2 separate regions of the Homo sapiens genome follow, and region 2 is linked to region 1. A link is a loop called in an ENCODE intact Hi-C map of the cell type or tissue named here. Cell type or tissue: GM12878. All regions are shown on one strand. Region 1 overlaps SLC4A3 (solute carrier family 4 member 3). Region 2 overlaps SPEG (striated muscle enriched protein kinase).

What was found. Hi-C counts contacts between places; a loop is a spot of excess contacts. Peaks named below come from ENCODE experiments on the same cell type or tissue, not always from the same donor. Only the 100,000 strongest peaks of a DNase experiment are listed, where the experiment ranks them.
Region 2: a loop joins it to region 1, with 2.2 times the contacts of the local background. A loop is called at or near these places in 7 of 110 quality-filtered maps.

The regions. Positions count from the first base shown.
Region 1 is chr2:219,633,705-219,636,204 of GRCh38, reverse strand. SLC4A3 (solute carrier family 4 member 3) reads right to left here. Exons shown (of 23, transcript NM_005070.4): 11 at 2,226-2,325; 12 at 1,601-1,785; 13 at 709-934; 14 at 314-532. Among named protein-coding and RNA genes, the nearest start is that of SLC4A3, 7.3 kb to the right of the region's middle. In GM12878, no CTCF peak of the experiment used is centred here; no DNase peak of the experiment used is centred here.
Region 2 is chr2:219,475,407-219,477,906 of GRCh38, reverse strand. SPEG (striated muscle enriched protein kinase) reads right to left here. Exons shown (of 41, transcript NM_005876.5): 19 at 925-1,037; 20 at 462-630; 21 at 122-218; 22 at 1-2. Among named protein-coding and RNA genes, the nearest start is that of SPEGNB, 19 kb to the left of the region's middle. RefSeq lists enhancers at 535-1,242, 1,950-2,500 and a silencer at 1,326-1,620. In GM12878, a CTCF peak has its summit at 1,467 (motif pointing left); no DNase peak of the experiment used is centred here.

The DNA.
Region 1 (2,500 bases):
AGCAGCCCCTTAGAGTGACACACAGGGCCCCTTCCATACCCCATTGCTCCCAAACCCTCCCCACTAGCCCCCAATGGTGATCACAGGATCCCTCATCCCTTACACCTCTCCCACACCCTCACTTTATAGCTCCCCAAAGGTGATCGCTGGGATTCCCTGATCCAGCATCTCTGTAAGGTGCTTACACCTTTGCTAGCACATCTAACCATTGGCCCCCTAATGTGATCACACCCAGACCCAGAATCCTGCAAGTGACACTGGGACCAGAAGTGACTAGAGGAGCCCCTCAACTCCCCAAGCCCCAGTCCCTTACCCAGCAGCCCCCCGAAGGTGATGGCAGGGCTGAGGGCTGCGAAGTAGATGAAGAGCACAGCGGCCACACACTGGGAGTGCAGCGCATCTCGCAGGTCACTGGGGTAGTGCGGGTACCGGCGCCTCACATCCCGCACAAGCCCCCCAAATACCGAGCCCGTCCGCAGCAAGGGGTCATCTTCAGGGGTTGCCTCAGAGCCCCCCAACTCCAAAGACAGTTCTGGGGGAACAAGGGGCTGCTGGGGCACAGACCACTCCCTCTGGCTCGGAGGCCCCGGGCTGTTGGGATCAGGGATGCAAAGGACTCCAGGAGTCAGGACGGGGCTGGGGTCACAGCCTTAGGGCCCTGGGATGGGGGAGTGTGTATTGGGGGCACTCAGCCTCCAAGGGTCTGACCTTTCCCAGGGGCCGTGTAGCCACCCCGTGTGGTCATCTCGACTTTGGTCTGTTCACGCTCTCGCCGCTTCCTAAGCAGCTCTCGCTGGAAAGCAGCCACGGAGCGCAGCAGGTCACGGCCCTCCACCTCGGACGGGGGGATCACAATGCTGCCATCCAGGAACTCGCTGATGGCACTTAGGAGGTCTTGCCGGTCATCTGCCTGGTAGGCAGCCTCATGAAACAGCTGGGGGCAATGAGAGGGCCAGGACCCTCAGGGACAGCCAAGGGAGCCTCCAGGAGGGAGACTTGAGGCGGGTGTTGGGTCACTGAGCTACAGGCAGGGTGGACATTCAGTCGTAGATACTGGGCCAGTCCAACAGTGTTGGCTGTTGGAACACTGACACCCATCCCTGCAGGCCAGCAAGCCACTGCCCCAAAGCCCCAGGTGCCCTCCATTCCCCCAGGAGATGCCAGACTTCCACATGCAGCAACTAAAGGGATAACACCTGGCAGAGCAGGGGCTTCCAGAGCCATTCCAATTGGATCAGCTACACCTTACAGGCTGATAAATATTGTGAACGTTGCCCCTGGCTAAAGGACCCTCCTATCTAATCCCAGGAGAAGCCACAGCAAAGACCAGCGCATCCAGCCCTCCTGATCAAGTCTCACATCACATCCAAAGCTCTGGGGTCTGGGCTTTTCCCCTTATGTCACCAGACCCTCCCACAGCCACAGCCCAAGGCTCTCTCTTCTCCCCTGGGCCAACAGCTCCCCCCACCACCCTCCAGGGCATGGCCTCCACCCAGGGGCCTCTAGCACCCTTGCCTCTATGGGCACCACTGTGGACAATGAGGGACAGGGGTAAGCAGGGCCTAGGAGAAGAGGCCTTGAGAGCCAGCACGCGCCCAACCTTGTCAGACATAAGGGTGGCAATGGAGCGCCCAAGCTCGTGATAGTCAGTGCTGGTGTGGCTGGGCCCCAGCATCACGAAGAGGAAGCGGACCGGGACAGGGACCTCAAGCACAGACTCCAGGAGTACAGCCTCATTCAGACGCACGAAGGCTGCTGCAGGCTGCTCCAAGAAAGGCACACAACCTAGGGGAAGAGGAAAGCACAGGGCGCTGGGCAAAGAGAAGCAGTCAAGGCAGGCCCTGGGGCAGCTATCTAGGGCTATCATGGACAGTTGAGCAGGTTGTAAACTGCGCAAAGAAACCCCAGTCTAAAAGGGCACTATTCGCTTATGTGTCTACACATTGATTACAATTCGCCAACAGATGGAAACTCAGGGTATTAAAGAAGTGTTGCTTTTTTTTCTAATTCCAACTCCAAGATAGCAGAAAACTGGACAGGAAGCAGGCAGGGGACTACGAAAGAAAGGGCTGGGCTAAGACAGGTTGTGAGGAAGAGCAGGGACCAGGTGGGAGCCTGGAGGGAGATGGAAGAGGCGGCCTCGAGGCCAGAGCTCAGACAAGCAGGCCCCCAGGAGAGGCACACACACACTGCAGACCCTGCCCCCGGCGCCCGGCCCTCCTCACCCACAAGCACAACCGTGGCCTCAGCATCTTCAGGGATCTTCTCCAGCAGCTTCAGGCTTTTCCCCCGGTGACCATCTCCCCCAGGCATGTGGAGGGGCTTCTGAGGACGCAGAACTGGAATAGGGCTGGGACCCAGACCGGAGGCCGTGGCAGGCCCTCCCAGCCCTGGCTCCAGCCCTGGCTCTGAGACCTGCTTCTCCCTCCCAGAGTAGGCAGGTACTGCACTGTGGCCCCACACTGGGAGCCACCAGCTGGGATGTGGACCCTGCCTCGAT
Region 2 (2,500 bases), 160 kb after region 1:
CCCTGGTTGACACAGGGAGGGGGTCAGAGATCAGCCATCACTGTGGCCCTCTCCACCCCTCCCAACCCTCAGACCCAGCAGCCTCTCTCGGCCCCCACTGGCTTCCCTCCTAGCCCCACACCTGCCGATCTCCTGGTGGATGTCATAAAAGTCGCTGAGTCTCCTTCCTCGATGGTCCTCATCCTCCCCGACCCCCTCGACCTCCATAGCTGTCTGAGCTGGGGCAGAGATGTCATGGTGTTAGGTGGGAGGGGAAGAAAGCAAGCAGGCCAGAGACTGGGACAGGTGGACAGAAGAAGAAGAGAGAAGAGGTGCAAGAATGTTGGGGGCTCAAGGCGGGGTGCTGGGCTGGGGGTGTGGTGGCTCGAGTCCAGGGCTGGCTGCTTCCTGGGCAGAGCATGGAGGGTCACATCAGATTCCAGGGGGTGTGCGCTTTACCTTTCTCCGGAACTCCTGCCTACCTGAATGCACAGCCAACTCTGCTTTGCAGGAGACCTCACCCGCCAGGTTCTGGGCGGTGCAGGTGTAGACGCCTCCATCCTGGGCCCCCGTGCTGAGCACCACCAGGGAGCACTCATTCTCCTCGTACACGAAGCTCACATGGCTGCTCTCGGTCAGCAGCACCTCGTCCTGCAGAGTGGGGTCTCACCTTCAGCCTGGGCCTGGCCTCATCTCTACCTTGGGGCCAGGGCCTCATCTCCTACTCTGGGCAGCGCATCTCTCACCAGGACCCAGAGTCAGCTCCTCCCTTATCTCCCACAGAAAGCCCTGCACCCCTCAGCTAGTCAGTCCTCTGCAGCCCCTTTCCTCCTCCTAACCACGCCTCTGCCCGGGCTCCGCCCTCCTAAGGCCTTCCAGGACCCTCCCACGCCCCCAGGGAGCCCCTCCTCCCTCCCCCAGGCTCAGCCAGCAGCACACTCTGACCTTGTACCACATGATGTCCGGCAGTGGTTTTCCCTCGACCACCACCGCAAAGCGAGCAGTTTCCCCAGCCCCCACCTCCACGTCCTCCATGATGGACTCAAACCGAGGGGCCTCTGAAACACATGGGGATAGGGGTGGGAAGAGAAGGGGCTAGGGGCTGGCTTTACCCTGCCTCCTCAGCCCCTCCCAAGATCCCCCATCAGTGACTGGCTCAGTCAGAACGCTAGACCCCCGCCTCCCTGCAAGCCACCACCCCCCACCCCCACCAACTGGGACAACAGAGTTCCCTGCCTGGACCAAGCCCCGCCCCGCCCCGTAAATCCAAACGTGATGTTCTCCAAATCTGAGGAAACCTGGCACAAGGTGCAGGCTTGCTTTGTTTGACCTTCTGTATTAATTTGGCAGCTTTGAAATTAGGAGATTTTCACACACAAAAGAAATCTGGATTTCCTGCCTCTCTTGAAAAATCAGGACTGGCCATCCTGAGTCGCTCCCCTCGCTGCATGAATCCGCGGGAGAGGAGTGGCCCAATGCTGCCCCCTGTGGGTGGCCGCCCTTCTTCACAGGGCCACCCGCTGGCTTCTGACTACCTGAACTTGGCCCCTGCAGGTGGCTCAGCCTGTGACCCTGAATTAAGCTCATGGATGGCATTGCCTCTACCTTGAAGTTTTTTCACTGAATCTTTGAAAAATGTTTAGAGGGGCTTCTATTAATAGCATCTGGGAGATGGCAAGATGAACAAACAACCCCCAAATACTAACCAAACCATCTAGAAATGGACTCTCAGTATCTCCCACATGTGGTTGTGATTTCATTCTCCATACATATCACATGGTCATATGATTTCCTGGTAAAGCAGCTTCTAATTCTCATGATGGAATTAAATACACATTGCAATGTGCTTTGCAAAGGAGCCTGTGACTTCCAGGTGTCCCCCGCCAGCCCCCACCCCCCACCCCAGCGTGTTTGAGCATCTCAGACTGAGGAGAAGTAGGATGAGTCAGGCACTTGGGAAGGCAGGGCGGCCGGGTGTGGACCCCCACCCTTCACAGGCACACAGACAACGGGGGAGGCCATCCCGGGGGTGGGGAAGACACTGCAGTGAGGTTGACGTGGAGGAAGGGGGGCCACCACTCCACTTGCCCTGTCTGGGTGTGGCTGGGTGGGGTCTAGTGGAATAGGGGTGTCAGTGCAAGCCCCAGCCCCATCAGAGCCCTGACTGGCTGGGCTCAAATGGGGCTCCATCGGTCACTGTTCCAGCTAGGCTGTGCTGCAGGGCTCTCAGGGCCAGGGGCTCCCCAAACTTCAGGGCTCCTCCTATATCTGGGAAGAAAGGTGAGTCCTGAAGATGGACTGTCAAGGAGTAAAGTGGTGACTGAGTGGAGAGTGCTAGGGACAGGGCAGGCAAGGAGGGAGACACTTAAAAGAGCGCCCAGCACCCCCACCATCTTCACAGCACGGCCAGAAGCGTTCCCTGTCTCTTTGTTACACACCCTATTGCCACTTATCTTCCACTTCACAGACGCCTCCCCTCGCCTCTAGGAATCCTGTCCCCCATGGGCTGGGAGGTGGTGGG